4 separate regions of the Mus musculus genome follow, and all the other regions are linked to region 3. The links are chromatin loops, found by intact Hi-C in ENCODE. Cell type or tissue: left cerebral cortex. All regions are shown on one strand. Region 1 holds the start of Onecut3 (one cut domain, family member 3). Region 2 holds the start of Rps15 (ribosomal protein S15). Region 3 holds the start of Adamtsl5 (ADAMTS-like 5). Region 4 overlaps Onecut3 (one cut domain, family member 3).

The links. Hi-C counts contacts between places; a loop is a spot of excess contacts. Peaks named below come from ENCODE experiments on the same cell type or tissue, not always from the same donor. Only the 100,000 strongest peaks of a DNase experiment are listed, where the experiment ranks them.
Region 1: it touches region 3 in a loop (2.4-fold over the local background); 2 of 42 quality-filtered maps call a loop at or near these places.
Region 2: a loop joins it to region 3, with 4 times the contacts of the local background. A loop is called at or near these places in 12 of 42 quality-filtered maps.
Region 4: a loop joins it to region 3, with 2.1 times the contacts of the local background. A loop is called at or near these places in 2 of 42 quality-filtered maps.

What each region holds. Positions count from the first base shown.
Region 1 is chr10:80,491,293-80,499,292 of GRCm38, reverse strand. Onecut3 (one cut domain, family member 3) reads right to left here and starts at 4,387. Exons shown (of 2, transcript NM_139226.3): 1 at 3,103-4,387. The coding sequence starts at 4,285. In left cerebral cortex, a CTCF peak has its summit at 4,384; no DNase peak of the experiment used is centred here; H3K4me3 peaks cover 644 bases.
Region 2 is chr10:80,288,691-80,296,690 of GRCm38, reverse strand. Rps15 (ribosomal protein S15) reads right to left here and starts at 4,260. Exons shown (of 4, transcript NM_009091.2): 1 at 4,208-4,260; 2 at 3,831-3,916; 3 at 2,815-3,049; 4 at 2,577-2,724. The coding sequence starts at 4,210. The coding sequence ends at 2,611. It overlaps Gm30682 (a long non-coding RNA gene), which reads left to right. Exons shown (of 3, transcript XR_871874.3): 1 at 1-382; 2 at 890-1,584; 3 at 1,706-2,556. It also overlaps a transcript of Apc2 not described here. In left cerebral cortex, CTCF peaks have their summits at 965 (motif pointing left), 4,330 (motif pointing left), 6,889 (motif pointing right) and 7,826 (motif pointing right); DNase peaks (open chromatin) are centred at 1,539, 2,691, 3,064, 4,283 and 3 more places; H3K4me3 peaks cover 2,950 bases; H3K27ac peaks cover 2,479 bases.
Region 3 is chr10:80,347,351-80,355,350 of GRCm38, reverse strand. Adamtsl5 (ADAMTS-like 5) reads left to right here and starts at 6,903. Exons shown (of 13, transcript NM_001285435.1): 1 at 6,903-6,995; 2 at 7,726-7,794. In left cerebral cortex, CTCF peaks have their summits at 4,890 (motif pointing left) and 6,824; a DNase peak (open chromatin) is centred at 4,878; H3K4me3 peaks cover 843 bases; H3K27ac peaks cover 401 bases.
Region 4 is chr10:80,504,569-80,512,568 of GRCm38, reverse strand. The region is part of intron 1 of Onecut3 (one cut domain, family member 3); the gene reads right to left. Among named protein-coding and RNA genes, the nearest start is that of Onecut3, 14 kb to the right of the region's middle. In left cerebral cortex, CTCF peaks have their summits at 3,009 (motif pointing right) and 6,179 (motif pointing right); DNase peaks (open chromatin) are centred at 3,015 and 6,167; H3K4me3 peaks cover 410 bases.

The DNA of each region.
Region 1 (8,000 bases), 140 kb before region 3:
TCGACCTGGGCGCACGGTGATGAATCACAGACGGTAATTCGAATTCATCGACCGCCCCACCCGCCAGGAGCCACCCCTCCCCCAGCTCCGCTCCCATAATCACAGTTTGTGACTGTCACTGGGGTGTGTGGTGGTGGTGATGGTGGGGCACACAGCTCAGAGAGGAGATTCTGGGGTGGTGTGGGAGCAGATGCAAATATGTCCCCCCTGGTGGGAAAAGTGCCTGGGAAAGCTGGGGTCTTCAGTGACTACTCCCTACACACACAATGCATGTTTTACATTTAGGGAAACTGAGGCAGGCGGGGGACAACACACACTGGGGTAGGGCTGGGACTCTGCCGCTCTTTGCTGTGTTTCTTGGGCACAACAAAGAAAGGACTTACTCTCAGGGGTCCTCAAAGGAAGGCTGTGTTTTACTGGGACTCAGGGACCAGGAGGGGCCAGCCTGACCTCAGCCCCCTTCTGGCTTCTCCCTAGCCCACCTCCTTTCTTTGTGTTCAGCCTTTCTTTTTGCTTCTTTCTGCTCTGGTTTCTTTCCCTCTCTCTGTCCCTCCACCCTCCCCTTTCCCTCCTGTCTCTCCAACTCACATCTCTCTCTCCCACACCATTTCTCTCTCTCTCTCCCGCCCCCCCAAACACCCCCGTCTGTTTGTCTGTCTGTTTTTCATCTCCCTACCTTCTCCCTTTCTCTCACTGGTTTTGTCTTGTAGGAAGGACATTCTAGGGTTGGTGGCACTGGGGACAATGTTTTCCCAGTAAGTCTGTGACTTGCTTGGGTGGACAGTTTCCCTCCTGGGTTCATAGAAGCCAAGGTCCAATTTTGTCCCCAGTGGGTCGGGGATAAGGGAGTGAGGGACAGTGCTCGGCTCCAGGTTTGGCACCTTCAGCTGTCACCAAGACACAGGATGTTGAAGAGTCTCGCCTGGCCGCCCCAGCACCCTCTAAATGTCACAATTTACCGCCACTTAACTGCTTTTCATTTGTGCGGGGACCAGAACTAAAGGCCTGGCTCGAGCCTAATGACCCCGGCTGCCACTTCTGACTCCAGCGGAGTCTGAAGATGAAGACAGAGAAGGGACCTGGAGCGCTGGGTCACAGCGTGACAGCCTCGGCTCCAAGGCTGATCTGGAACAGGCCAGGTATCTCATTTTTTACCCGACTCTGTGCTCCCCTGAGGTGGCCACACTTTTAGAAGTGACACAGTCATCCTGTAACAGTCTTAGGGAGAGATGCTGGTCACCAGAGCTTTGAGAGACAAGAAGCCAGTCTGACCGTGGCTCCCTTTGGAATGGCTAACCTCTTGCTTCAAGTGGGACACGGAGGGCTGATGGCCTTACAGAATCTGGGACCCTGGGCCCATGTGTTGTCCAGCAGTTCTGTGGTGTGTCCGCCTTTTGTGTCCACAGGAGAGCAATTGGAACGTCACTCGTGCAGGTGACAGGCGAGTGGCATGGATTTGGGGTACACAATGGTTGTATGTCCAGGAGGGGAGGTCTTGGTCTTAGAATCCACAGAGCACCAGATCACCTGGAGACAGTGGATCGGGGGCACACTACCCGAGGAGAACCATGGACAAGACAGGACAGGACAGGATAGGGGCTGTGTTCTGGGGCAGGTGTCCTTGTGTCCCTCACTAGCAACAGGGCTCTTCAGATAAACCTGTGTGTGTGTTTATCCTAATGTCTTCCAGTGCCACCTGCCCACCCCCCAGGAATGCATGGCCCCAAAAGCCCAAAGACAGGGCGCATCTCATCACTGAGTTATCCCACTAAAGACTCCAGAGGAAGGGGAAACTAAAGTGGGTCTGTGTGTGTGCCAGCCTGCACAGTGGGCTTAGAATCCACAGATAGAGCAAGTAGCACAGGCTCCAACCAAACCCACGTCTATCTACCCCCCCGCTACGCCCAGGGGCCCCTGCTTCTCTGCACCCCACACAGGCTTGTAGTGTGGTCTGAGGGGTACAGTCAACCCAGTTCTCAGCTCCTGCCTTAGGGGCGCCTCTCTTGAGTCCCGGCTGCCCCGCCCCTCTCTGTGTTTGTATGCAGAGGGATCGATGAGGCTCTGGAAACCGCTATTGTCCCTGGAACGGGGTGCACAGCCCCCTCCCCACTACGCCATAGAAAAAACGCTCTGCCCAGACCACCGGCCTCCTGACACCCCTTCCCAATCACGGAGGATGTAGGGTCTATGGCACACCCCCACATTCCTCGCTGGGGTGGGAGGGGACAGGTTAGACCAAAGGAGGAGACAACGGGTCCCCCAGGGGCTGGCTCGCATGCTTCTGTGTGTGGGAGAGACTCAGGCAAGGCGCAAGAGAAGAAAAGAATAAAGAGAGACTGGACTGGGTACCGAAGAGGCAGCTCGAAGAGAGGGACAGCAATTTGTCCCCGTGGAGAGAAGTAGAAAGGGGGGACAGGAAAACAGGAGGGAGTGAGGCCCTGGGAGCCACGGGGGGGGGGGGGTGTGAAGGCCTCTGGTGGATGCCACTGAGCCCAGGGTCCCAAGGGCTGCCCCTCCCCCAATCTCAAATGACCTTTGCCAACGGCCAGAGGGGGGAGGGATGGGGGACTAGCGGATCGATCGTCGGCAGAGGCTGAGCTGCATAGGAAGAGAGCTCGGTGGTGGTGGTGGTGCTGGGGCTGGGGGCAGAGCGGTGGCCAGGCCTTGGCTGAGTCTAGTCAGCACCTAGAGCTTTGTGACTGGGTGGAGAGAGGGCGCCTTTGGTCCCTCTTGCAGGATGTTTGGGGACGAGGGGAGTGGCACCTCTGATCGCAGGGGATCGTGAACCCAAGGAACGTGCTACAGACGCGCGCATACACGCGCACACACGGAGCCACGCGAGGGCTGTTTTAGTTTAGCACCCTATGTCTACATCAGCCTCAAAGACACTAGACACCCTACACAGTCCCTAAAAGAATAGGGACGGAAACAATAATTGTATTTGCCCTCTTTCTATTAGTGACACTCGGCGATGCAGACCCCGGGTCAGCCTCAGAGGCTACAGTTTCCCCCCTCTAGGCTGGCAGGACGCACTAGCCAAGGTCCTTCATCCTGTGCCAACCATGTCCCCCAGGATCGAGCCTCAGGGGCCCTTGTCCCTACCTGCCAGGCGCAGCGCCGACATGCGCTGGAACTCCGGCTCCTGCAGCCACTTCCACATCCTGCGGAAGGTCTCGCGGCCGGATTTGAGCTTGCTCCAGGGCTTCGGGTTGCGCAGCAGGTCGGAGAGCGTGCCCTGCGAGCGGCACAGGATGCGCTGCGCGAAGATGGCCTGCGGGATGCTGTAGCGCTTCAGCTCGGCGGTGATGCGCTGGGCCACCTCTTTGGTGTTGATCTCTTCGGCTGCAGCGCCGGCTCCCGGGCCGCCGCTGCCGCCGCCAGCGCCACCGCCCCCTCCGGGGCCACCGCCGCCTGAGTGAGGCCCGTGCGCCCCGGCCGCAGCCAGCCCGCCCAGCGGAGCCAGCAAACCCGCGGCCGCCCCGCCGGCCGCCCCGCCGCCTCCCGCGCCGCCGCCGCCTCCAGGCAGCCCTCGGGCCAGCGCGTCCTCTGCGCGCCCCAGAAGCGCCGCGTGTGGCTCGAAGGCGGCAGGTGGCAGTAGTTTGTCCCCGGCCAGGTGGCCCGGAGCCCCGTAAGCGGCGAGCGGTGGCGGCGGCGGCGGCTGCGGGGCGCTGTGCAGAGCGGGGGGCAGCGCGCTGGGCAGCGGCGACAGTGGCGACCCCATGGTGGGCAGCTCCTTGCCATAAGGCCCGTAGAGGTGGCCCACCGAGGCCAGCGCCGCCCGCTCGTCGCGCATGAGGGTGAAGCTGCCGCTCACGCTGGCCGCCAGGCGCTGCGGAGGGGGCGGTGGCGGCGCGGTGGCCGGGTGAGGGTGAGCGTGTGGATGGCCTCCGTGCGCCCCAGCCACCGCGTGCTGGTGGAACTTATCGGCCACGGCGGCCAGCGGCGGCAGGTGCTGCAAGGGCGTGAGCGTGGTGTAGGTGCCACCCAAACCTGGGGCCTCGCACGCCATACCCATGGCCGGGTGCAGGGGGCCAGCCAGCTCCCCACGGAAGTCAGGGCCACCACCCGCGGCCCCTGCAGCCCCCGCGCCCCCGGCGCCCCCGCCCCCGGCGCCACCACCGTCCAGCAGGCTAGCCATGCCGGCCACCAGGCCTGGGCGCCCCGATGCCACTAGGCTTCGGTGTTGGGCCGCGGCGGAGCGCGCGTGGCCCGGGCTCAGCAGCTCGCCGGCTTGCGCGTGTGTCACCCCGTGCAGCCCCCCGAGGCTCTCCAAGCTCAACTCCATCCTGGGTGTCCTCTTCGTGTGTGCTCAAGGCCGCAGCATGGTCCCCACGCACTGGCCGACGCTCCTGGTGGCGGCGGCTGCTACTGTCCCGCTTGTTCAGTGCTCTCGCTCGGCTTCGGCTGCTGCGAGCAGCGGCCACCAGGATGTGGCGGGGCGGCCGCCGCCGGCGCCCCGGCCCGGGTCTGACGTCAGCGCCCCCGCCCATCGCTCCGCCTGCACCCGCCAAACCCCTTGGAGCACCAGGCTGGCTTCTTGGGTCTCCCCATTCTCCTTGCCCTGAGAAGAACCTGAGGGATTGGGGTGGGGGACCGCTAGTCCTGGCTCTGTGTGAGTGTGAGTGAGTGTGTGTGTGTGTTCTCATATCAGCGTCTTTGATTCTCTGTCCTGTACATTCCCCCTTCTGCCCCTACCCGCCCCCAGTTCCTGAAGTGTGGCTACAAACGCCCCCCAACTCTGTTGACACTCTCAGAAAGATGGGCTGTTTTCCCCGTATGCACACAAAGATTTCAAAACCTCTTTTGGGATGAAGTGGGGCTATTAGTAGGTCCCCAGAACAATCACACATTGGCCTCAAGCACAAGGAAAAGCAGGCATTTGGGCATTTGGGCCTCTGTTTCTTCAATTGTGCAATGTAATTGCCCTGCAGAAATCTTTCTTAACAGGGACTTTAGTGGTTTTTAGGCCCAGGATTGGGAAGACAGAGGCAGGTGGATCGTTAATTTGGAGGCTAGCCTGGTCTATGTAGCAAGTTCCAGTCAGGCAAGGGCTTTATAGTGAGTCTTTGCATCAAAGCAAACATAAATTCCTCCAAGGTCCGGTGTAGTGGCACATGCCTTTAATCTCGGCACTTGGGAGGCAGAGGCAGGTGGATTTCTGAGTTCAAGGTCAGCCTGGTCTACAGAACTGGATTCAAGGACAGTCAGGGCTACACATGGAAAAGATGACAGAGAGGGGGGGAAGAGAGAGGGGAAAATTCCTCCTAAGTCCCGTGTAATTGGCTACTTCCTGTCCCCAATATCTCTGGGGTCTAAGGATGTCTTGTCTGAGACTGGTCATCTCTAGACCAGCTTGGGTTTGGGGTTTTTTTTTTTTTTTCAGACTGAGATAGCTAGCCTAGGATCTCTCTCTCTCTCTCTCTCTCTCTCTCTCTCTCTCTCTCTCTCTCTCTCTCTCTCTCTCCCTTTCCCACCTGCAGACAGTGAAGGGGGACAGAAGGGGTACATGGATGGCACCCTACAGGCACAAAGCACCTGGGAACAAGACCCCTTGGGTTTGTGGAGAAGAGATTACCGATTACCAGGGTGGCCATGCCAGACTCTGGGGGGACCTTGTGTTAGGAGGGTGTCTTCACTCAGCCTCAGCCCCTGCCTCCCTTGCCCTGCTCACTGCCAGGGAGGGTTATTGGCATTTGTTCTGGAGCTTGAGTCACCCATGGGCTCTGACGCTCACTCAAGGGATGCCCCCACCAATGGCTTGGGCTATCAGGCTGGAAACAAAGCAAACCAAGAATCTGATGTCCACAGTGCACTGGCTGTGTGACAGGCGTGGTGGTCCATGCCCGGGGCTGCACAGATCCTTTTCTGTTCCTCATTTTCCCCTTTCATGCTGCCCCCCCCCCCCCAGAGAAGAGGATCTTGGAGGAAAGTGAGTGGCATTGTATATGAGCCATTAAGGGGGGGGGTACACAGAGGTCCCTCTCCCAAATCCTTGGGTGGACAGGGCTGAAGGGACTGTTTCAATGTGAACAAGTCAGCATTTATTAAGCTCCAGCTGTTTAACAGTCCTAGAGAGGGAAGAGATCCAGAGCCTATCACTTCTTGCCTGTTGCCATCTTGGTCTCCTGGTTGGGGGTGGGGGTGGGGATAGTGGGGAGTAAAGACTGCAGAGGGGGCCATTAGGGTGAAGCTTGCAGGAGTGGGTACTTTTACCCATCCATCTCCCCCAAGGGGCAGAAGCCTTGGGGTCTTCTGATTTGGGGAGCCTGGACAATTTGGGGCCACAGCCATCTTCCAGATAGAGGAACTGAGGCACACAGAGTGTCTGTTGCACCACTGGGGTTTCCTCCCCAGTGACAAAGAGCTGGGGACAGTTGCTATGGCCAGGATCAGAGTCAAGTCTGCAGTCCCCAAGTCTATCCTACAACATCACAGATAATTAAAAATAATCGTGGGGTGTGGAAATCAATCCACCACCGTCAACCGATAGCATTCAGAGCTCTAGAAAGCAAAGAGCTACAGGGGTTGACTGGGTGTTTAAAAACAGAAAAACAAAAGATGACCATAAACCCTTTCAAATACCAGCCACCCCGGGATTCCTGGGCAGAGGGTTGGGATGATGCAGTCCCCTGCCTTCATTTTTTTTGTTTCAAATGATATCTATAGCCCCCCTCCCCCATGAGCGGAGAATCCATTTTGAAGAAAAAGAGAGGAAGCTGGGGGCTTTGAGATGAGGGGACTCCCTTTTCTCTTGAACAAGAGCAACCTCAGGTGCCACACACTCCCTTGCAGACTGTCCAGACTTAGACAGGGCTTCTCCCGGCATGTGCAGCCTGTGCTTGAGTCTTCTGGGCATGAAGAGCTGGATCTCCACGAGGTCTGCGGTCCCACTGAGAGATGGAGTAAAAACCTAGGGGTCCCTAGGAAACGGACTGTGCCCCCTGAGCCCCAAGAACTGGCCTCCCCCACTTTAGTAATTAGTGAAATAGAATTGAGCGGGGCCACGGGCGAACCGGTGACTGGGGCCAGATCGATCTTGGGTCATTAGCAAATTGAGGGTGGAGGAGGGGTGAGCTGGAGTGGGGCAGGGCATCCCCCATATTTATCCCCGTGGGGACCTAGGCCAACTCAGAGAACCTCTCAGTCGACCTCAGTATCCCCTCTGGGAAAATCAGGGATGGAGTCCAGGAGCCCCTTGGCTGCCTCTGGGGTCTCCAAACGTGCTGGGCTGCGCCTGGCTAATATTCTCCGTCTCTGTGCTAAGCCCACATTTGAGAGAAATCTGAGGCCCAGTTAACCTGAGGGCTGTGAGGGTCGGGATAGCAAGTACAAGCGACAGCGACGTTGGGGACCTGCACGGGCTTCGCAGGAACCCTCAGTCGCCTTCATCCACCCCAGAAGCGCCCTGAAGGCGGGGCTGGAACAGATTACCCCCCCACCCCCCCCCACCCCCCCCCCCCCCGCTCTGGCCCTCCGCCAGTTTGACCTCACCAATGTCCTCGTTTTCGCTTCTCATTTTAGCTAAAAAAATTGATTTGGGGTCTTTAGATGCTTAAAGCTGTTCCTTTGAGGCGGGTGCACCCTAGCCTCTCCCGACAGGCCACTGTTTATTGCCCACCGAAATGAGAGTTTTAAGTCAAGTCCTTTCTTCTCGCCGGTGGGTGGGGTGGGGTGGTGGTGGTTCATAGAAATTCTAGCGACTGCTACCTTCATTCCAGCCTCCCCCAAATCTGCAGGCGCCACAGATCTGAATTCGCCACATCCCACAGCTTCCAGTTCTCCCCTGGTAGACAGAGAAGCGGTGTCCAGCTTGGGTAGTCCCAGGGGTCTCTGTCGGGTGTGGGGTTGCAGGAGAGTACGCCGCACCCCGAGATGCCTGCACGGCCCCGGGCCTGTGACTGCTTCGCTCCTGGCAGCTCCGCGGGGCTGTTCCGCGACAGTTGTGCCCGATCGATCCCCGACGGCCCCGCGTCTCCATCGAATCCCCATCGCTCTGGGCC
Region 2 (8,000 bases), 59 kb after region 3:
GGAACTGCAATACCGCAAGTCTCAGAACAGAACCTTTGAAATGTCATAGTCAATGGATGCTGAGCGGGGAGGCTCTAGCTCAGTAATGTCCGCAGGGAAACTGAGGCTTAGCGAGTGTGTAGGGCGTGGTCGAGGCCTGCATCCTGCCCTGGCTGGAGCCTGAGCTTGGTGTGCACCAGCTGCAGCCCTCTGTTCTTCAGAGACCTGAGGGTCTCCGCAGAAGAAAGGAAAGAGAGGAAAGGAAAGGAAAGGAAAGGAAAGGAAAGGAAAGGAAAGGAAAGGAAAGGAAAGGAAAGGAAAGGAAAGGAAAGGAAAGGAAAGGAAAGGAAAGGAAAGGAAAGGAAAAGAAATGAGGTTTCCTGCTGAAGGAGTCTCCCTCAAGGTAAACCTGCGCCTGCGCGGGACGGGGGAGGGGTCGCTGCAGTACAGGGAGGGGAACTCAGCCCCATGCACATGCTCAGGAGGTTTCCTTGGCAACTGTCTCCAGAGCAACTACGGAAGGCCCCCCGACCCATCAAGTTGGCTAGCTTGACAGTTGAGTGTCCTCTACTGTCCTCGGGGCCGCCATTCCCACAGTCAGGACCTCACCTGACTCTCCCCACACCCTCATCTCCGACCAGGACTCCCTGCATCCTACCTGGTTCCCAAAGAAGGCTGAGTGCAGCAGGCTCAGGAGTCCCAAGAGCCCCATGAAGCTGCAGCCGCCCGGACAGCACGCGCCCCGCCCTCCACAGCAGGGATGGAAGGGGCGGGAGTATTGCGCCTGCGCAAAACAAGGGGCGGGAGGGGGTGTCACTACACTGATGAGGGGTGACCCAAGACTCTGGAGATGAAAATATAAGTAAGACAGGATCTCTTTGGGTAGAGCGACAAAGCATATATCTAACAGGCCTGGAGCACCCTAAGTGTTGGAACCGGTCCGTTGAAGAGGAGGAGACCCATGCAGAGTCCGTGTTTGTGGGAGCTAGAAGCGCCACCCTGTGGCTATGACACCATGCATCTGCCTGTGGATAGTCAGTCACCTGCGTGCCCAGATACCCGCTAAGATTCACAAGTCATTCAAGAAAAATGTTCTGGGTGCCAGCCTTAGAGCCGGGCACAGGGCATGGAGGGGATCCGCTGGATGTGGACGCTGTCATGTGAACATTACTGGAATTCTGTATGCTCAACCCTGTACAGTGGGTAAACAGGTCTACAAGCCTGGTCTTTGGGTACTCAGCAATAAGCAAAAAGTTAAAAATTGGCCATGTGGAGTGACAGATATCTTTAATCCCCTCACTTGGAAGGTAGAGGCAAGTGGATCTGAGACCATCCTGGTCTAGTCTCAAAAAACAAAAAAACAGATTAAAAACTGGGTGTGGTCCACTTGATACTGAGGTGGGACTATCTGTTCCAGGTGCCAGGGATGCAATCAATGCTGACCGGTTAACTCTGAGCTACCTACCACAGGAGGAAGTGTGTAGTAGGCGACCCCAGTGACTGCAGAGGAACAGACCTGCCTGGCAGAGGGGTTGGTGCACATCTAGCCCCCGTTTCTGTCAGGAGCTGAACCGAGAAGGGTGCTGGTGTCTCATGAAGTGCAAAGTAGGTGGGGCAGCCTGCCAGGTAAACTCCCACTAGATGATGAGCAGGAACAGGGAGCCTGATGGAGAAGCCTAGGAGCCCTTGAACTATTTATTGCCCTAATTTGATCTTTCCCTATCAGTGTCACCTGCCTGGTGCTGTGGATGGGACTGATGCTCCGTGGTTAACGTGTACTATACCAGGACCCTGCACCCACCCACATGGTGACCAGGTAATCCCATACCCACTTCTGGCCCTCGTGGGCAAAGTCACTAACTTGCATATGTGCACACCCAAGCCTATGCTAGGCTGGAGACATGTTTCCCTGGCAGGAAGGACTGGAAGCTTCCAGAAAACCCTGCCTCACATTCCCAGAGGGAAAATGTTTACTAACAAGGCTGCAAGCCTTTAGTCTCAGCATGCCAGATGCAGGTGGACGCAAGTTCCAGGCCGACAGACTAAGGAAAACAAGCCACTGAACATGGTGCCTGTAATTGGTCCCAGCACCAGGGCCTGAAGCCAGCCTGGTGAACTCAAAGAAAGCCTGCCTTAGAAACAGGCCAGGGGTTCTCTCCACTGCAGATGTCAATTGTGTCAGCATTCCACAAGTAGGAGGCTAAGCCTGTCACACTGCCAGCATAGGCTTTGGTGACATGCTTGAGGTCTTCCAGAACACGTGCTATCCCAGGTCACAGAATGAAGCTCCAGGTAAAAGAAGCACCCTTACGCAGGCTGCAGCAGGTCCCCTTGTGTGTCCACTGTCACTGCAGTTCCCCCCCCCAAGACCCAAACCCAGGGAGCAGCCCCTTGCCCTTCCTGATGCTCAGCTCTGCCGTGCATGCTGGGCAGCTTGAAAGCGGAGACTGCAGCAGAGATGACGTGGACATGGACGTGAGCCCCTTACATGTAACTGTTCACCTTCATTCTGGTGGACTGTGACAGCCACCCAAAAGGCTCCAGGTTCCACACACAGGGACCAACCCAATCCCCAGAAAAAAAACAAAAACCCAGAATCCAGGGACCAAAACCAGTCTTTATTGGCCTCGGCTACTTGAGGGGGATGAATCGGGAGGAGTGGGTGGCACCGATCCCGGGCCGGCCGTGCTTCACGGGTTTGTAGGTGATGGAGAACTCGCCCAGGTAGTGGCCGATCATCTCTGGCTGCAGGTTGAGAGGAGGAAGCAGAGTGGTGTGAGCAGCTTTGGCACAGAGAAAAGCCACCCACCCAGCCACTCCCGGACCACAACTCACTTTGATCTCCACCTGGTTGAAGGTCTTGCCGTTGTACACGCCCACCATGCTACCCACCATCTCCGGCAGGATGATCATGTCCCTCAGGTGCGTCTTCACCACCTCAGGCTTCTCCATGGGTGGTGCCTCCTTTTTGGCCTTTCTCAAGCGCTTGAGCAGTGAGTGTTGCTTCCGCCGAAGACCACGGTTCAGGCGCCTCCTCTGGCGGGCGCTGTACAGCTGCATCAGTTGCTCACTGTGGGAGAAGGGGGTGGTTTGGAGACCCGGGGACAGCATGCTGCGCCAGCACTGCTCCATTTCTTTCACACCCAGAAAGGAACATGCCGGGAGCTCACTAAAGACAAGTCCTCCATAGCACTGCCGTCAACCTTCAGGGCACAACCCTCTAAAATGAATCCACCAGCTTCCACAGGCAGTGACGTAAGCCGAGATCAAACCTTTTCCTTTGACAGCCCACCCAGACAAATTACCTATCCGTGGTTGATTTTCCCCAAGGTCACAGGGAGGCCTGTGAGCCCAGTCAGCGGGAGACTGAGGCAAGGTAGTTCTGTCTACATAAGACTGTCGAACACTGCACAACTGTAGCAGGGGCCGAGTTGAGGTCACAATCTAGAGCGCTTGCCTAGGAGGCTAGGACGCCCCGAGTTTGATGCTCTGCACCGTGATGGTGACCCAAACATTAGGGAGGTTGAGAGGATCAGGAGTTCGAGGAGAGCCTGGGCTACACGGGTCCCTTTTTTTTTTTCCGACTCAAGAGTTTCTCTGTGTAGCCCTGGCTGTCCTGGAACTCGCTCTGCAGACCAGGCTGGCCTCGAACTCAGAATTCCCCTGCCTCTGCCTCCCAAGTGCTGGGATTAAGTCGTGCGCCACCATTGCCCGGCACTCGAGACCCTTCCTTGCCTCTCCCATGTGACATGTGCAAAGGTTCTGGCTCTATTTCCAGCACCACCCACAGAAAAGGAAAATGTACAAACGGGCCAGCGACCCGGCGGGACTAAGGTGACGGGGCCTCTTACTAGGACATGTCGAGCAGTTGGTCGAGGTCTACGCCACGGTAGGTGAACTTGCGGAAGGTGCGCTTCTTCTTCTGCTCCACTTCGGCCTGCGTGAGCGCGAGTCGGGGTTAGCAGGGGCTCGGCAACCTTACCCGGGAGCCCAGGGACCTGAGCTGCGCGAGCCGCGCTCCTCTAAGCTACGGCGGACGGGCGAGGGGACACACAGCCCCGCGGCCGCCCGCAGCCATCCGGGCCCTTCCGCACCCGCCATCCGCAGTCTCCGGGCACCCGAGCACATCGCTACATCCCCAGGCAGCGAGTCCAGAGTCTTGCGAAAGGGCCCCGGGAGGATGGCGACGGATACCCGGGAGCACAGACCGCCGTGCACGAATACTCACCATCTTGGCGGTTACTCGGAAAAGGAAGTACGGGCTGCGCTTGCGCAGTTATCGCGAGCTCTGCCGGGAGGGCCCGCCTCCACCGCTCAACAGCTTCCGCTCTGCGGATACTCGCCATTGCCCCCCGCTGTCCGGAGGCCAGAGCAAAAGCGCCGCTACCCTCCGGAGGGGCGTGGCTCCCTTTGGGGTTTTTGTTAGTGTGTCTGTCTCTCTGTCCCTGGTTTTCTTTGTCTTCTCTGTCTCTGTGTTTCTGCCTCTCTCATGTACAAGGTCTCAAGCAGTGATTCTCAACCCGTGGGTCACAGCCTCTTTGGAGGTGGCATATCAGATATCCTGCATATCAGATATTTACAATTATGATTCCTAATAGCAAAATATATACATACATTTTTGGGGGAGACGGAGGTTCAAGACAGGGACTCTGTGTAGGCCTGGCTGTCCTGAAACTCGCTCTGTAGAACAGGCTGGCCAGAGGCTAATCCCAAGTGCTGGGATTAAAGGCGTGAGCTACCACCTCCAGGCTGTCTGCTTTTCTTGTGGGATGTGTGAGCCTACCACCTCAAAAGTGAGTGGTTAATTAGAAGACAACTTGGAGAGATCAGTGCTCTCTTTCCACCATCCTGGGACTTGGCTTTAGACTCCCTGACCCAGTGAGTGTTTCGTTTTATAATAAAATAGAAGCCAGGTGTGATGGCACAAGTCTTTGTCTTTTTTTTGTTTTGTTTTTTCGAGACAGGGTTTCTCTGTATAGCCCTGGCTGTCCTGGAACTCACTTTGTAGACCAGGCTGGCCTCTAACTCAGAAATCCACCTGCCTCTGCCTCCCAAGTGCTGGGATTAAAGGCGTGTGCCACCACGCCCGGCAAGTCTTTGTCTTTAATCCCAGCTCTTGGGCTACACAGAGAAACCCTATCTCAAAAAACGAAAAACCAGAGAGAGAGAGAGAGAGAGAGAGAGAGAGAGAGAATATGAATGAATGTTGGAAAGGAAGCCGCATTTTCTATTTTTGTTTTGTTTTGTTTTGTTTTTCAAGACAGGGTTTCTCTGTGTAGCCCTGGCTGTCCTGGAACTCAATCTGTAGACCAGGCTGGCCTTGAACTCAGAAATCCGCCTGCCTCTGCCTCCCAAATGCTGGGATTAAAGGTGTGCACCACCACGCCCAGCTCCAACATTTTCTCTCTTATCTAGTGTTGGGGGTTGGAAGGCTAGGAGGAAAAAGGTGGAGAAGGATGGAAGAAAAAGAAGCCCACGAAGTAGCAAAGTCCAGCAGAGGCACGTGTAGCACACAGAAGGCAGAGCGGTCTGTGAATTCCAGGCCAGCCAGGGATGCATAGAAAGACCATCCCTGTCTTTAAAGAGAGAGGAGAGGTAGGACAGTAGTGGCCAGGACAGCCAGGGCTGCATAGAGAAACATCATGTGAAAAAACCAAGCCGGGCATGGTGGCGCACGCCTTTAATTCCAGTACTCTGGAGGCAGAGGCAGGTGGATTTCTGAGTTTGAGGCCAGCCTGGTCTACAAAGTGAGTTCCAGGACAGCCAGGGCTATACAGAGAAACCCTGTCTCGAAAAACCAAAAAAAAAAAAAAAGAGAATACTCCCTTGGGCCGGGCGGTGGTGGCACACACCTTTAATCCCAGCTCTTGGGAGGCAGAGGCAGGCAGATTTCTGAGTTCAAGGCCAGCCTGGTCTACAGAGTGAGTTCCAGGACAGCCAGGGCTACACAGGGAAGCCCTGTCTGGATAAAAACAAAACAAAACAAGAAAGGTCTGATTATAGTTGAGTGCACATGGATGCTGGCACTGGGGCTAGGTACACTAGATCCCTTGGAGCTGGAGTTAAGACAGTTGTTTCTCCATCTACCTTCCCCACATAAGGTTTTTGTTTTTGTTTTTTGATTTTTTTTGGTGGTGGTGGGGGTTAAGGGGTTTATAGAGATCATGCTGGCCTCAAATTCATAGCTCCAATTGTCTTTGTCTCCTTAGGGCCCTCCTGAGGCTTTGCATAATTTGGGGGCAATCCCATTTAGTCACAAATACTTGAAAGCAGTCTACACAGGTCCCATCTCCCTTTGCATGGCTGAGGTGTCTCACTTGATTCCCCAGGATAGCTGGTACTCACATAGTTTTGGGGAGATGACGAGTGGGGTCTCATGTATCCCAGGGAAGTTTCAAACTCATGTAGCTAAGGATGACCCTGAACTGCTAAAACCGAGTCACAGATTTTATCTTCTTTGCACCTGTGTGTGGTACTCACACAGGAACCAAGGCCAGACCCCCTGGGCCTGGAGTTGTACACTATCCATGTACAACTGAACAACTGAATACATGAGAGCTGGGAACAGAACTGGGTCGGCTGTGAGAGGAGCGTGCTCTTTTTATTTATTTTTATTATTATTATTTTTTTATTTTTTGAGACAGTCTCACAGTATAGACCAGGCTGGTTGTGAACTCAAAAGTCCACCTGCCTCTGCCTTCCAAGTGCTGGAATTAAAGGTGCGAGCATTCATGCCTGGTCATTCTTTTTGTTTCGAGACAGGGTTTCTCTGTGCAGCCCTAAACAGCCTCCTGGGACTCACTCTGTAGACCAGGCTGGCCTTAAACTCAGAAATCCACCTGCCATTGCCTGGCCATACTTTTTGATTTATTTATGTGAGTATACTGTTGCTGCCTTCAGACATACCAGAAGAGGGCATCAGATCCCATTACAGATGGTTGTGAGCCACCATGTTGTTGCTGGGAATTGAACTCAGGACCTCTGGAAGAGCAGACAGTTCTCTTAAAGGCTGAGCCATCTCCCCAGCCCCTGGCCATACTTTCTTAACTTGAAGTTTTTGAGTTAAATGTATTCACTTTACAGCCCAGTATCAGCGCTTTCGGTCTTCCCAGCATCCCTTAGGTAAGTCCTGCACCCATCCTCCTTAGCAGGCAAAGCCTCACTCTTAGTGTTAGCCCCCACCCCAGCCCATACTGCACATCGAGTTGCTGTGGGTTGTCATCTTCTCTTACCGAGGTCAGACAAAACTGTCCATTTAGAGTACAGAAGCCACAGGCTGGCGGGCAGGTAGGCAGCAGGCTCAGGGACAACTCCTGCTGCAGTTGTTTGGGGACCTACAGGAAAACCTAGCTGCTCATCTGCTATACATGTACAGAGGGCCTAGGTCCAGCCTGTGCTCACTGATGGTTCAGTCTCTGTAACCAGCCACCAAGGGTCCAGGTTAGCTGACTCTGTCCTCTTTGGGACCCTCAAATCTTTCTCCTAATGCTTAAGACTCCCCAAGCTCTGTCTGATCGCGTGCCTGGCCATACTTGGTATATTTAAGGGTATGGAGAGATGGCTCGGCAGCTAGGGGCACCATCTACTTCCTGGTGAGGGTTCAGTATTGATAGTGTAGCAGAAGCCAGAGGCTGTGAACCAGACCAGTGACTTGTGGCAATGAATATGGACAAAAGGTGGACTGTGTAACATCGAAGTTTCCATGTTTCTGGTGGCTATGGAGGGATGGGGCGCTAAGTGGGGGAATGAGGTGCATGATGTGAAATTCATAATCAAAATTTAAAAACAAACCCGTCTAGCTGCTCTTCCGAGAGCCCGTGCTCAATTCCTAGCACCACTAGGTGGCTCACAGACTGCTCACCAGAGTGCTAGGTAACTGAGTGATGGTGTCTTCTGGCGGCTGTGGAGGGAGGGGGTCAGCACTGCATGCCCACGGTGCATAGGCAGAGGCAGCCCAACACCTAGGCCCATAAAAGTAGAGAACTTAGGGCTGAGAAGGCGGCTCAGTGGATTAAGACACT
Region 3 (8,000 bases):
CCGGTCAGGGTGGGGATGGGGAGGGGGTGACAGGAAGTGGAACAGAGCCATTCCCATGGCTGGCACTAAACTCCTCCATAGCAGATCTGTCTGGCAGAACACTTACTATGTTTGCTAAATAACATTGGGATGGTCAAGTGCCTACTTCGTGCTAATCTCTGAAGGGTTCTTTGTGCCCCCAAGATAGCCCCAGCCCAGCCTCTATAAAAGGATGCATTTGAGAAGTTTAAATAGCCCATGTCTTTAATCCCAGCACTGGGGAGGCAGAGGCAGGCGAATTTCTGAGTTCAAGGCCAGCCTGGTTTACAGTGTCAGTTCCAGGACAGCCAGGGCTACACAGAGAAACCCTGTCTCAAAAACCCAAAAATAAATAAATAAATAAATAAATAAATAAATAAATAAATAAATAAATAAAATGAATTGGTTCCAGGTTCAAGCACACTGAGAAAGAAGAAGACTTAGGGGTCCTGAGACACCTGAAGGGTAAAGCTCCTGCCTCTGACCTCGACGACCTAAGCTCAATTCCTGGGACCCACCCTGAAAGAAGAGAACCAACTCCCACCCAAAGGTGTCCTATCCTCTGCTGCCCACAGGAGCATTGGTGTGTATGTGCCGGCAGTGACACACAGCAATGAGAAGGACAACTTTTCAAAGCCTGAGACTCTTTCAAGGCCTTTTCTGGGACCTGGTCTCTAGGTTAGGTACCATTCATGCCCCAAGTGGCAGACCAAGTACCTGGGGTTCTTGCAAGCTCAGGGTCTCCCAGCATGGCTCTAAGATGGGGTGGACCATGAATATCTGGCAGCTGCATTGTGGTCCCCTGGCTTCCTGCCCCAGTGAAGAGCAGAGACAGGCACTTGGGTGGGTGGCTGAGTCCACAGAATAACAGCAACTTCCTGGGACAGAAGAGACATAGTGTCTGGCCTGGAGCCCTGCAGTGTGCACATCAGCTGATGGCTCTCTCTCTCTCTCTCTCTCTCTCTCTCTCTCTCTCTCTCTCTCTCTCTCGCCTGGCTGATCCTGGGGCTTCTGGCTGAGACTGCACTGAGGAGCAAAATAAATGGCCTTCTGTCAGCCTGTGCCCTGCTGAGGAGGGACATTCCACTCCCCAGCCTTGGGTACACAGCGGGTTCACTCTGTGCTAACTGAGACCCTTGTCTCAAAAACTCAAAGGAGAAAAGGAAGGAAGAGGGGGGAGATGGACATGGACACAGAGATGTCCACAGCAGCCAGCAGGTAGAGATATCTGTGCCTATAAACTGATGATGGACACACGGTGAGGCCTACCCACATACTGGAATATCATGCAACCATGAACAGGAACGAGATTTTTTGTTTGTTTGTTTGATTGTTTTTTCGAGACAGGGTTTCTCTGTATAGCCCTGGCTGTCCTGGAACTCACTCTGTAGACCAGGCTGGCCTTGAACTCAGAAATCCGCCTGCCTCTGCCTCCCAAGTGCTGGGATTAAAGGCGTGCGCCACCACGCCCGGCTCAGGAACGAGATTTTTGACACCCACATCATTGAAGGCCCTTAAGGCTCAGTGAGAGACCTAGATGCAAAAGGCCACACAGTTTGGAACTCCATGAGAGACCAATAGAGACAGGAAGTGGGTCTGTGGGTGCTGGAAGTTGGGAGTTGGTGAGAGTTCATATCGAATGGCAGTGGAGCTTCAGGATGGAGATAAATGGTAGAGACAACTGCGCAAGTGTGTGGGCGAGGTTCAAGTTGCTGAGCCACGCACCAAAAAGTAAGAAATGCTCACATACCACAGGATGGCCTCGAACTCCTAAACCTCCTGTCTCCGCCCTGGATAGCAGGCATGTGCTGTCACACCTGGCAAACACTGGCCGGCTTTATGTTAGTCACAGTCACTGAGGTCCCATGGCCCATGGTCTTAGGCATGACCTTCAGCCTGACTGTTCACCCCTCACACCCCAAGCTGCTGCGTCCCCATGCTCAGCCCTTCCATCTTCCGTCTCTGCTCTCCCGCTGACCTGAGATAACTCTTAAGACTCAGCAGATTTCTCTGGAGAAGACTTGGGAAGCATTGCTCAAAATACCTGCCGCAGGTGGAGGGGTGACTGCCTGGCTGCTGAGACTCTCCAGAGGCCCCGAGACTCTCGGGCTTGTGTATGGATCTTTACGAGGCGGCCAAGGCCTCCCAGACACATGATTCCTATCTGGGCTCCACATGGCTGCACCCGTGAGCTCTCAGCCACTCACAAAATGTCCCCAGAGACTTGGAATCAGACACGAGGAGGTAAGAGGGAAGTGACCGCCTGAACACTTCAGACACCCCAGGATCTGGGCGATGTGACCCAGCACGAGTGTGTGGGGGAAGGACCCCCCCAGTGTGCTGACTGCCCAGGAAGGTAGGTGACTTTCGCAGCAGCAGTGGGGGTGGGTGACAGGAACCACTCACATCCTCCCTTATCTCTGCTCTGAGCCTCTCAGATGCAGAGCCAAAAGGAAGGGCTCTGGGCGGAGACCCACTGAATCAAGCCCTCAGTGGGTCTGGCCACTGACACCCAAACCCAAATGGGGGCCCTGAGAACTGGGCAGGATTCACAGCCAGAAAGGAGCCAGGGAACGTGTCACCCTGAGCCCGGACTCACTGGCCAGGGCCTCTGCCCAGGACGTAAGCTGAGTCCATCTCAGAATAGCCAGGAAGCTCGAAGTTTTCCACGCTGTGGCACCCTCCAGGCTCGGGTGAAGTGAGGCTCCTGTGTCCCTCACACACCCGTCTTTCCCCTTCCCTCTCTCTTCCTGCAACTTCCCATGCCCACAGCAAGCCTATCCCACCCCAGGACCTCAGTTCACAGAGTTTCATCTCCAGAGCACTCTTTCTAGGACAGCCAGTATCCACTGGATGGATGGATGATGGACACACAGTGTGACCCACCCACACGCTAGAATATCATGCAGCCACAAACAAGGGTGAGGCTCTGGAACATATGTTACAGCTGGAGGATCAAGGACATAATTCCTAGCCAGGTGGTGGTGACACTGAGGAGGTGGAGGCAGAAGTCACCCTTATATTATGATCTTATTGAGTCCTTGTTTGCCCCCAGAGTGGGTTCTCCCTGCTGGGTCAGGTTTGCTTGGTCCTTGTGCTATTCCCTGAGTCGCCCAAGTTACTGCTGATAGAGCTGATGTCCTCAGGGGAACTATGTCCTAAGTGCCACTGCCCAGAAGGTGGGACTCTTGCAGCAAGGCCCCTCCCCTGCAGCCCAAGCTCCTCCCCTTATCTTCTTCCGGAGGAATCTGGCATCGACCTTTGATCGGGGACATTGTTCAGGGACATTGTTCGACCGCTGAGCAGGGTGTTGTGTGGCCATTGGAACTGGCCAGGTTTCTGCAGGAGCGATCCGTTTTTTGTCTGCGTGGGTCTTTTTGCTAATGGCAGTGTCAGCAGACGTGGGGGTGGGGAGAGTGGAGAGTGATCCAGGCACGGTGACACATACCTGTCATCTCAAAACTCAGTAGGTAGAATCAGGACGATTCAGGGTTTAGGGTGAGGGTCTCAAATCCAGCCTGGGCTACTTGAGACTTTGCCTCAAAAAAAAAAAAGGCATGGGAACTGGGTGGGCAGTGGTGGTGCAGGCCTTTAATCCCAGCACTCCAGAGGCAGAGGCAGGAGGACCTCTGTGAGTTCGAGGCCAGTCTGGTCTACAGAGCTAGATTCAGGACAGCCAGAGCTATACAGAGAAACCCTGTCTTAAATAAAATTAAAGTGGGATGGGATACATAGCTGTAACTCCAGCACTGGGTAGGGAGCTAGGAGAGAATCCCAGGCTCTGGCCTCCACACACATGTGCACACAACAGGGACACACACACACACACACATACACACACACACACAAGCAACCCAAACCCAATGTTGCCAAAGTAAAGAGCATTGGAGCAATCTCGCTCGGTGTGAGAACTCCAGCCTCAGACCCGCCCTTCTTTCTCCTCGATCTTCTGCAGTTTTGGGATTGACAATGCAGCAGGTCCCAGGAGCGCAGGGTCAGCTACCAGGAATATACAAACCGAACTAAAACCTTTTCTCTATTCGTGCGCTCCCAAGAGGAAAGACAGGAGCCCAGAGCCTCCCAATACCTATGCATAGGATGACCACGACAGTGTGGGTTCGATTCTGCCCCAACCCCTGTGCCATGGGGCAGATGGGAGCCCCAGAGAGGTTAGAGTCTGGATAGCAGTTACCGGACCCCAGTGTCCTTGGGAGGCAGAAGGGAACATGTTGGGGATCAGGTGGCCTCAGGGATTTCAGGAGAGTTCCAAGGGCTGCACGGGGCACCACGAGGTTCTCCTGTGAACAGGCCTGACAGCCTCCGGTCCCCACTTTGGCGACCCTCACTCTGGAGTTCAGGCTGGCCTGGAACTCAGCCTGTAGCTAGTGATGACTTTGAACTTCTGATCCTCCTGACTCTACCCTCCCCCATTCTGGGGTGTCAGGTGTGTATAACCTCTGTGCTGGGAACGACACCCAGGCTCTGTCCGTGCTCGGTGATGCTTGTGCCAAACTCAAACATCCTATGCAGCTGGGGATAACCTCCAACTCCGATCCTCCTACCTCCGCTTATCCAGTGCTAGGATGACAAGTGTGTATGGCTACACCCACTTGTTAAATGTTTAAGTACCTGAGTCAAGCTGTTGGCCATTTGGTTTGCAAGCTCTGGTCTTACAGATAGCTGAGAGTCCCACTAAGCCCTGTCCCCTGCCCCAATCCCATCCTGGCAGAGGTGAATGGGTCCTAGAAGGCGCTCCGAGGGTGGTAACCCGGCTGGAAGTGGGTGTGGATCAGAGCTGTCCCCAGCAGGCTGCACTGTCCTGAGCAAACTTAGGGGAGCTCTGGAGCCCTGGTGCACCCTCTGCTGGACTGAGTCAGAACTGCAGGGAAGTGCCCCACAGTGCCTGCTGTGTGCACACCCTGCAGAGCATACCACCTTCTGTATATGCTCCTGTATGACACAGTGCCCGCTCTATGGCCTCCTTGTAGGCCTCAGCTTTTGACGGGTGCCGGCTTCACTGCGATAGTCTGCTTTAGGAAAACTGGGGAAAGAGCCATGTTCACTGGACACACTCTCTTCAGAGCGTAGTGTCTACTGTAGGCAGTGGCTGCACAGCAAAGTGCCTACTGTATGCTATCCCTGCAAGGGAGAGGGCCTATTGTACATATGCACCTATTGTATATACTGTGAGCTATATGCTCGCTCTGCCAGACACAGTGTTTCCTGCACACTTGTATCATGAAGGACGGGGCACCTAATGTATACTCCCCTTCAGTGCCTACTATGTGCACTACCTGGATAGTATATCTGTTGCATATTTTCTCCTGTAAATCTATGTCTGCTGTATATCCTCCATGCAGAGTGCATGCCTACTGTATACCAGGACAGAGTGCATGCCTACTGTATACCAGAACAGAACTCCTACTGCACGGGCCCCTCTCTCTCCCTAACACGGTCCTCATCTTTGCTTTGCTGAGGTCCCTTCCTTTCACAGCAGGACGTCAGGATTGTCTCTCATTCTCCTGCTGACCCTGGCTAGGCCACCCTTGCCTCTAGCCCCTTTAGTGGTTATATGTTCTGTAGGGGTTCTCCTCACAGCCCATGCCTGGCCTTAGCATCTTTTCTTCAACAGGATGATGGGTGTCAGAAATCGGAGTCATGGCCATGCATGGCCACCTCCCCACACTGGGCTTGGCTGCTGGGCCATAGCTGTGTGCACACAGTGACTTGCATAATAATGTCACGGAGTGGTCACACTCAGAGATGTTTCCAGCGGCTGTCCTGTGCTGAGCCCTGTCCAGAGGACCTCCCTGAGGCAGGTGTATACAGCAGACACTGTCCTCTATGTGTAGTAAATACTGCAGGCAGTCTGCTTTTCAGGGAGTGCATACAGCAGGCACCGTGCCCTGTGAGGAAAGCGGGCCAGAGGTCAGCCAGGTGGGCTTCCTAGAGGAGGCGAGTTCAGCGCCCAGGAATAGCATGGTCCACACAGCACTGATCATCGCAGTGCGGCGTCCTTCTGCCCGGCTGCCGGGAGGCTACACGAAGGCGATGGGGTCAGGGGGTCCACAAGAGGCTGGCAGAGTGCCGGGAATGGGAAACTGAGGCGGAGGGCTTGAGGCCAAAACCAGTGGAGAGAAGCAGCACTGGCGTCCAGGCCTAGAGGGCGGGACCGGGTGGAGCATTGGTGACGGCAGCGCCTGGGAATGTGGGGCAGGGAGGGTCCCTCCGCCCCCAGCGGGCGCGCGGGGCCTCGTGAGGGGATGCTTGGGACTCGAGTGAGGAGTCGGGGGGCGGGGGGGGTGGAGATGCGAACCAAGGCAGGAAGGTCTAACTGGGGAATGATGTGGACCAGCGTGGAGAGGTCTAATTGGGGGTAACAGGGACGGGGTGGGAAGTCCCAGTTGCAGGGATGATGGAGACCTGGGTTGGGGTCCCAGGGATTGTTGGGACAGAGCTAGGAGCCTGGCCTGAGTGGGTGATGGGGATGAGGAGAGGAAATCTGGCGTATCTGGCTGCGGGGTGCTACGGAGCAGGACGGGGTACTGAGAGTGAGAGGGCGCCCTGGCATGGACTATCCCACCCCAAGCCCCAGCGCTAGGCACATTCCCTGGCCCTGAGCGCGGCGCCCGGAATAGCAGTCCAGTCACCCCCGCGCACCGCCCCGCAGCTGCACTTCCCAAGGTCACTGGCACCCAGGATATCAGGACCAACGCTGGGCCGCTGAGCTGCGCTGTCAGACACAGTAGGTCAGCCCCCTGCCGCAGGTCCGGGCCCAACGCGTGCGCCCTCTCCTGCCGCACGAGGGCGCCCTTGGCCTGCGCCCTCGGTGACCCCAGCCTGGGCGCGCCTAGGAGGCCCGGGTGGGAGGGATCGACCGAGTTCGCAGTCCCGCACTTTGGGGCCCCGCCGCTTCCGCCAGTCCCCGGGGCGTCCCGGGGAAACTTGGACGTATTGCCTTGGGCTCTCAGCAGATGGTAAGTCCCTCTTCCCATCCTGCCACTATTCCACCCGGTGTGGCGGCGGGGATGAGATTGGTTTCTTTCCCTGCTCGGAGCGAAAGCAGCAATCCCTAGGATGGTGGGTGAGTTTGGGGGTCGCACTTCCTACGGGATGGGACTGAAACTCAGGAGACCGACACCCCAGTGACTGGTGCACCAATGCGGGAGAGGGATGCAGTGCTAGATGCGGTGCTCGGGAGAGGGCATTGACAGACATGGGTAGGAGCCCCCCTCACGAAGGGGGTTATGAGATGGCCTTCCCCAGCCTCCTTCTTCCTTCCTTCCCGGGACAGCCCAGTTTCTGGGCCCGCAGAAGGAAGGGTCCGGCGAGTGTCTTGAAGCAGTTCCCGTGAGTTTCCAATTTACAGCCATCTCGGTCCCAAGGTGTCCTAAAGGACATCAGATTGGCTGACAACCGGAGAGACCCTGGTTCCAGCCGGGCCGGGGTACTTTTGTCCTCCTTACCCCTTTTTCAGGTACCTGGACCCTGTGGGCTGCAGATCTTTGAGAGCCCGTGTGCCCTTCAGAGAGCCTGGCCCGGGCCCAGAAGGGACTCACTTCATCTTGGTTCCCTTCCCTCCTGGCTGGTCTTGCCAGGCTGGGATCACGAGGAGGAGGGCGTCGGCTGAGAATGACTTCATCCGGTCTCTACAGTTGGGGAAACTGAGACCTCCACTCAGCCCCACCCTGCTCTTCTTGTCCGCAGATCCTCTAGGCACCGCAGCCCGCAGCTCTGGCAGATGAGACCATGACCCACGTGTTGGCAGGAGGCCAGGTCAGCCGCCCAGCGCCTGCCACGGGGTGGGGTTGGGGGTGGGGAGGAGGTCCCTTAGGCTATGGGGTACCTGGGAGCACAGCGGTCCCCAGAGGCTGGGGGGCAGCTGGGAGGGGGACATCCATTCCACCCTGAGTTTCTGGATGAGCCTCCATTAATTATCCCTCTACAGGCTCTCAGAGACTCAGGGATGGGGTTCCGCGGGT
Region 4 (8,000 bases), 160 kb before region 3:
TGTAAGTACATAGATATGATGGTTAAAGATAATTGTCAGCCTGACAAAGTGTAGAATCACCCAGGAGACCAGGGTCTGTGTTTGTCTGCCGGGGAATTACTTGATTATTTTCATTGAAGTGGGAAAACATGCCCACTGTGCGTGGCAGCATTCCCTAGGCTGGCATCCTGCCTACTGTGGGTGGCACTGTTTTCTAGGCTGGTATCCCTGGAGTGAGTGCCCTAGCATGCATGTTTTCACTGTCTCTTCTAACTTTAGACAGAGTGTGAGCATCTTCCCCAGCTGCTAAAACCTCCTCTTCCCCAAAGCAATGAACCTGGAACTATTAGCCAAGCAAACCCTTGTTCCCTTGAGTTGGCTTTTCTTGAAGTATTTTATCACAGTGATAGGGAAGGAAGGAAGAATCAGGACTGAAGCACATGGGTTTCATGTGGATGAATGGAAATGGGCAGACACGTCTTTGTGACGTTTCAGAACCCTGAGAATAAATAAAAATTTCCTAAAGCTTCCAAAAAGGAAAGGCAGATGCCATGGGAAAGATCCAGAGAAGCTTTCAGGGGGTCAGAAACCAGAAAACAAAAACTCCAAGGGCAGATGGGGCTGGAGGCGGCTCCGTACTTAGGAACATTTGCTGCCGGTGCAAGGAACCAACGTCTAGGTCCCAGAAGACTGGGCAGCTAACCTGTAACTGCAGCTCACAGGACTCTATGCTCTCTTCTAGCCTTTGTGGGAACTGGTATGTACAGAGACACACTCATATACGTAATCAAAAGTAAAATAGCCGGGTGGGAGTGGTGCATGTCTCTAGTCCCAGCCCTTGGGAGGCAGAGGCAGAGGGATCTGAGTTCCTGGTCTATAGTGTGAGTTCCAGGACAGCCAGGGCTGCTGCTCAAGCAAACAAACAAAACCAAATAAATTAATTAATTAAAAAAGAAACAGGGGCCTAGAGAGATGGCTCAGCGGGTAAGAGCACTGACTGCTCTTCCGAAGGTCCTGAGTTCAATTCCCAGCAACCTCATGGTGGCTCACAACCATCTGTAATGGGGTCTGATGCCCTCTTCTGGTGTGTCTGAAGAGAATGACAGTGTACTCACATACATTAAACAAACAAATAAAATAAAAGAAAGAAAGAAAGAAAGAAAGAAAGAAAGAAAGAAAGAAAGAAAGGAAGGAAGAAAGAAAGGAAGGAAGAAACAAGGAAAATGTATATTCCACCAGAATATTTCGCCAACTATCTTGATATTAAGCACAAAACTGGGATGAAGGTACAGTGGGAGTGATGTGTAGTGGTCACACCTTTCATTCTAGCACAGAGACAGGGGATCTCTGTGAGTTCAATCCCAGCCTGGTATACATAGCAAGTTTCAGGCCAGCCAGGGCTGCATAGAGAGCCTGTTTAAACAAACAAACACAGCCGGGCCTGGTGGCGCACGCCTTTAATCCCAGCACTAGGGAGGCAGAGTTGGCTATACAGAGAAACCCTGTCTCGAAAAACCAAAAAAAAAAAAAAAAAAAGAAAAAGAAAACAAACAAACAAACAAACACAGAGAGCCAAGGACTGCAAGAGTGGATGATATTTCACAGATCTCTCTTCCTTCCTTCCTTCCTTCCTTCCTTCCTTCCTTCCTTCCTTCCTTCCTCTCTCTCTCTCTCTTTCTCTCTCTGTCTCTCTCTCTCTTAGTCTCTCTCTGTGTCTCTGTCTCTCTCTCTCTCTTGGTCTCTGTCTCTCTGTCTCAGTCTCTCTGTTTCTGTCTCTCTGTCACTGTCTCTCTGTATCTCTCTCTCGGTCTCTGTCTGTCTCTGTCTCTCTTTCTGTCTCTCTCTTTCCCCCATCCCCCTTCAGGGCTTACATTAAGTGTAGGATAAGTGAAAAATGCCAGAACAGAAGAGAACCTGGGAGTTGCTCTGTAGGAGAGGGTTCCCTCTGGAACTGCTGCGGTACCAGCCTGGAACGGAAAGCTCCAGGGTAAGTCCTGAGAGCTCACTGCCTCATGAATGCCTCCCTTACACAAGCCTCAATGAGTTGGTTTTGCCTCCCGCTTGGGCAGTGAAATTGCTCGAGTGGCTTAAGGATCTGCAGAGTTGCACAAAAGAGGAAATGGAATCCTTACAGTCTCTGTGGCTGCGTCATGGATTCGACACGCATGGCCAAACCACGAGCATCCCATGGCAAAAGGTGGATCTCTCAGCAGATGGGCAAGCTGGTTGGGGGCGGGTGGGGTTTAGAGATGAAGGATGTCACAAAGGCTGGGAGAAAGCTGTCAGTAAAGACCTCAGATAAGCAGGAGGGCCCGAGTTTGAATCCTCCAAACCCACGAGAGTCTGCTGTTGAGGTGAGCTTCTGAAATCCTAGCGCTGAGGACTGGGAGACAGGCAGATCCCAAGACAACCCTGCCTGGCCCTAATCGGTGAGACGCAGGTCTCCTGAGAGACTCTACTCAAAGGAAAAAAAAAAAGAAAAAAAAGAAAAAGGTGGATCAGGGCAAGAGGGACACTCAGCTCAGCGGTTACAGCACTGTCTGTGAGCACAGAGGATCCAGGTTTGTTCCCAGCACCCACCAGGGGCCTCACAGTCATCTGTAAGTCGAGCTTCAAGGGGATCCCACGTCCTCTCTGACCTCTGAGGTTGCCACGTGGTGCACAGACAGACATGCAGCCACAACATTCAAATGCATAAAGTAAAACTAAACAAATTTCCAAACAAATAGTGTGAGAGGAATTGAGAACCTCTGACGTCACCCGTGCACGTGTGAACACACAGACTGGGATCTGAGGCACGGGCGGCAGCGGGACCCGTTTTGGTTGCTGGAATAAAATACCGAGGTGAAGAGAGCTAGGGGGAAAGGGTTCATGACAACTCGGCTCGCAAGCTTGCTTGTGACTACCCAGCTTGCACTCTTGCTTGAACTCAGCTGACTTTTCCCCACTCTTTCTTTTTACATTTTAGTTTTGTTTTTAGTTGAGAGTGGGGCAGTGTCTTGCGTGTGTACGTGCAGTACTTTCTCAGGCCAGAAGGGGGAGGCAGATCACAGGAGCTGGAGTCACAGGTGGCTGTGAGCTGCAGTTGCTGGGAGCTGTGGCTGCCCTTAACTACTGAGCTGTCTACACAGCCCCCTCCCATGCCTTCTCTATTCACACAGTTCAGGACCCAAATCCAGGGACAATGTACCAGTCTTCTTCCCACCCAAGGTAACACAACAGAGAACCCCTTGGCCAGTTATGATAGTGCATGACTTTAATCCCAGCATTCGGGAGGCAAAAGCAGGTGGATCTCTTTAAGTTGACCAACCCAGTCTACAGATCGAGTTCTAGGATAGCTAGGGCCGCATAATAGAGAGACCCCGACTCAAACAATAACAGAGCACAAAGGTGATCCCACACAGACAGGCCCACATCCACCTACGCTACAGTCCCTCACTGAGACGCCATTCCCTGGTAGTCCTTGGTTGCCTCAAGTGGACAATGAAAATTGACTGTTGCCCAGCCAACCTGCATGGTAAGACCCTGGCTTCCATCCTAAACCCTACAAATATGCACCTATATTTGGCAAAGGCTGGCAGGTAGATGGTGCTCCATGCTGGCGGATGGACACTAACAGAAACAAAGGGAGATGGTCTTCCCTGAGGTTCTTAGGAGTGTGGTGGCAGATACTCATCCTGGGATGAGGATCCAACTAGAAGAAGAAATCACCCATCTATCTATCTATCCACCCATCTACCCATCCACCCATTCACCCACCACCCACAATCCACCCACCCATCCATCTACCTACCTACCTACCCACCCATCCACTCATCTATCCATCCACCCATCCATCCACCCACCCATCCACTCATCTATCCATCTACCCACCCACCCACCCATCCACTCATCTATCCATCTACCCACCCACCCACCCACCCATCCACCCACCCACCCATCCACTCATCTATCCATCTACCCACCCACCCACCCACCCATCCACTCATCTATCCATCCACCCATCCATCCACCCACCCACCCATCCATCCACACATCCCATCCACCCATCTACCTATGGTACCACCTAGCAGTCTACTACTAGACTGTTAGAAGGGGACAGAAATACAGATTCTCAGAACACACAAGATTTTCTTGTCAAGAGCTTTCTATGGATTTGTTATTCTGTCCTTATGATAAAATATTCCTTTTATTCACACAGAGACAGTAAATCATTTGTCTAGAGAGGGCCAGCCAGAGACAAACCATTGACAGGCCAGACCTGGGTGGATCTTCTTGGAGTCTCTAAAGGGGAACCCCAAACCCAGGGTAGGGGAGAGGCCAGCCACAGAATAAGTCTGGAAAGAAACAAAAAGTCCCTTTTGGGTGGATGGTTCATGAAACCACTGCCTGCTCCCTGTCTTCCGTCTAGTGACACAGCCCTGGCTCCAGGCTGAACTGCTGTCTGAACCCATGGTCCCCCCACTCCCCATTTCCCGCTGCCCAAGAGAAGGATTCTGGAAGATGAGGCTACAGGGACCCTTATAGCAGCTGTCAGCCTCTAAGTCAACTCAAGCCAAGCTCTCTCCATTTCAGTGCAGAGGAAACTGAGCCTGGGAGCACCAGGCCAGTCACAGACTCTTCTTCAGGGCCCAGGCTGACCTATGGTGTGGGTCCATCTCCATTTAAGAGATAGCCTCATCCTAGGCTGAGTTCTTCTCTCTCACCTCCAGTGATCATCTCCACTGTCTCTTTCAGACTCCCTTCCTTCCAAGCACTGCCATGCACCGTACATCTGCCCTATTGTCTTCACCTCCATCTCCTCTTCCATCTCCTCTTTCTCTTCCTCCATCTCCTCTCCCATCTCCCTCCTCCTCCAGCGCCTTCATTCCCCTCCATCTCCTCCTTCATGTCTTCCTCCTGTCTCCTCCTTCACCTTCCACTGTCCTCTCTCAATCCCACCCTCCCTTCCCCCATTGCCACCTAGACAGCCAACTGCCCAACGCCCGCCACACCCATCCTCCCCACCCCATCCCCGCCCTCACTTCTGCTGCATTTTGGCTTGCTCTCTTGCTTTCTTCTCTCCCATCCGCACTGTTAACCGTGGTGTCCTCAAATCACTATTAAACATAGCACGATCCCCACCCTGGAGTCTACCTCCTCTAGCCTGGGCTCCCAGGGCCACCTCCAGGGCCCCATCAGCCTTCTCTGTGCCATCGGAGCTGCCTCACACAGGTGCCTTGACAGCTGCAGGGCTGGGGTCATAGTCATCTAGTTCTAGGGATTGGGGTGAGTCTACAGGCCTCTCCTATCACCAGTAAAACCAAGACACACAGTGTTCAGTGCACACCAGTCCCATACAAGCCTCCTCCACCACCCCTCTGTCCTGATCTGTGGCTACCCCGCCTTTTTTGGAAACCAGGGTCTCATTGTGTGGCCCTGGCTGCCCTGGAACTCACCTTGTAGACCAGGCTGGCTGCTGCTCCCATGTATTAGAATTAATGGTGCGCACCAACATGGCTTGACAACTTTTTAAAAAAAAAGATTAAAAAAAAAAAAAAAAAGAGTTGGGCATTGTGGCGCACGCCTTTAATCCCAGCACTCCGGAGGCAGAGACAGGCGGATTTCTGAGTTCGAGGCCAACCTGGTCTACAGAGTGAGTTCCAGGACAGCCAGGGCTACACAGAGAAACTTTGTCTCAAAAAAACAAAACCAAAACAAACAAAAAAAAGATTAATTTTTCTTATTTAAAAATTTGTGTGTAGCTGTGTCTACACTGGGGCATGTGCAATGAGTTGCCCCATGTTGTTGGGTCTGGAGCTGGAGTCACAGGGTTGTATTCCATGTGGCAGGGAATTGAATTCAGGCCCTTTAAAACAGCAGCCACCCTTAGCCACAGAACCTTCTCTCCTGCCCCTCGCCTTGGAGCTTGTAGGTTTGGCTAGACTGGCCGAGGGCAAACCCCCAGGATCTCCTGTTCCTGTCTTCCCAGGGCTGAGACTACAAGTAGGTGTCACCATACCCTGGGGTGTGTGTGTGTGTGTGTGTGTGTGTGTGTGTGTGTGTCTGTGAGAGAGAGAGAGAGAGAGAGAGAGAGAGAGAGAGAGAGAGAGAGAGAGAGAGAGAGAGAGAGAGAGCCCGTGTTCCTGCCACCCACCAGCTTTGCCCCATCGTCTTGAAGTTCACATTGTGTCCAGAAGAGGGCAGGCGCTCCCGGTCTATTGGGTTATATCCCGCAAAGGCATGGCAGCTGGAGGCGAAAACCCTGAGTTTAGGGTGTAATCTGTTTAGACTCCGGGTTTTGCACGCGGGGAACCTGCGTTGCCCGTTTCTTGGTTCTCTAGAGTTACTAGAGTCTACAGACCACCCCAGGCCAAGGCCTTATGTGCAACTGTTCTGAGGTTTCTGGGGCGGGACTCCCTTTTTTTCCATTGCCCAGAGGTGGCAGAAAAAATACTTAATGAGTTGAAAAAGACACAGAGCTCCTCAGTTTCGTGGGGATGGGGTGTGTGTGTGTGTGAGAAAAGTCGAGGTCTGGGTCTCATCTCTCCCGTGGCTGTGAGAGCGGATTAGGAGAGTCTCACACAGGTCAGCTTTCAGGGGGTCATCCCCTCTGGAAGATGGATGGAGCAACTGTGAACAGACAACTACACATCACTTAAGCCCAGCCACAATAGCCTCTAACCCATGAAGCCCTTCACTTTACTTCCTGCAAAGCTTTGGCCTCATCCCATAAGAAATGATCCTAAGGCTGGGGCTCAATGGGTAGAGTGCTTGTAGCTCAGTGGACAGAGTGCTTGTAGCTCAGTAGACAGAGTGCTTGTAGCTCAGTGGACAGAGGGCTTGTACTTCAGTGGACAGAGTGCTTGTAGCTCATTGGACAGAGGGCTTGTATTTCAGTGGACAGAATACTTGTAGCTCAGTGGGTAGAGTGCTTGCCCAATAAGCATTAGGCCTTGGGTTTCATTTCCAACATTAAATAAATAGGCGAGGTAGCACATGTCTGCCCCGCACCCTCTCAGTGAAACAAAAGAATCAGTTCATGGTCCATCCTTGGCTACATAGGGAATTGGAGGCCAGCCTGGGCTATGAGAGACCCTGTCTCAAAAAAAAAAATTAAAAATTAAAAGGAAAGTTGGAGAGCTGGTTCAGCAGTGTTAAGAGCACTGGCTGCTTTTCCAGAGGTCCTGAGTTCAATTCCCAGCAACCACATGGTGGCTCACAACCATCTGTAATGGGATCTGATGCCCTCTTCTGGTGTGTCTGAAGACAGTTACAGTGTACTCACATACATAAAATAATCAAATCTTTATAAAAAAGAAAAGAAAAGGAAAGAAATTAAGAAAGGCATAGAAAGGTATCTAGGTACCTCCCCAGCTCCACCCCACCCACAGAGCACCCCCACAACCCCTGCCCCCCAGTCAGTCCCTCCCCCCCTCCCTGCCTCCCTCCCTCCCCGTCTACTAAGCCTGGTGTGTGCTGAGCGATGGCGGCGCCCGTCCCCCCTCCTCACTCTCACTCCTGCAGCCCACAATTCAATACCAGCCTGGTCTCCGGCTGGGATGATGGCTGGTTACCGTGGTGACAAGTCCTGCCCCACCATGAGCTGCAGGGTGGGGGCCTACGTTGAAACCAACAATCTCTCCCCAACATGGTGACTCAACCCAGCCAGGCTGAATTTCCCCGAGATGCTCCCGAGAGGAGCCTCTCTGGCTCTGTGACTCTGCCAGGGTCACAAGTCCCCAAGACATTCAGGAAGGTGGTTCCTGTGGGTGGGAGAGCCGGGTGAGGACCCTTCCCCACAGATTCCCAAACCAATTCCTTCTTCCCCTCCCCACACTGCCCAGAGCTCCCCTTGAGCACCTGAGCCAGTATCAGGTGTCAGATTGACCCCACCTCCCTCCCCTTCCCTCCCTCCCTCCCTCCCTCTCTCCTTCCCCCCTTCCTCCCTCCCCTTCCCTCCCTCCCTCCCTCTCTCCTTCCCCCTTCCCTCCCTCCCCTTCCCTCCCTCCCTCCCTCTCTCCTTCCCCCTTCCCTTCCTC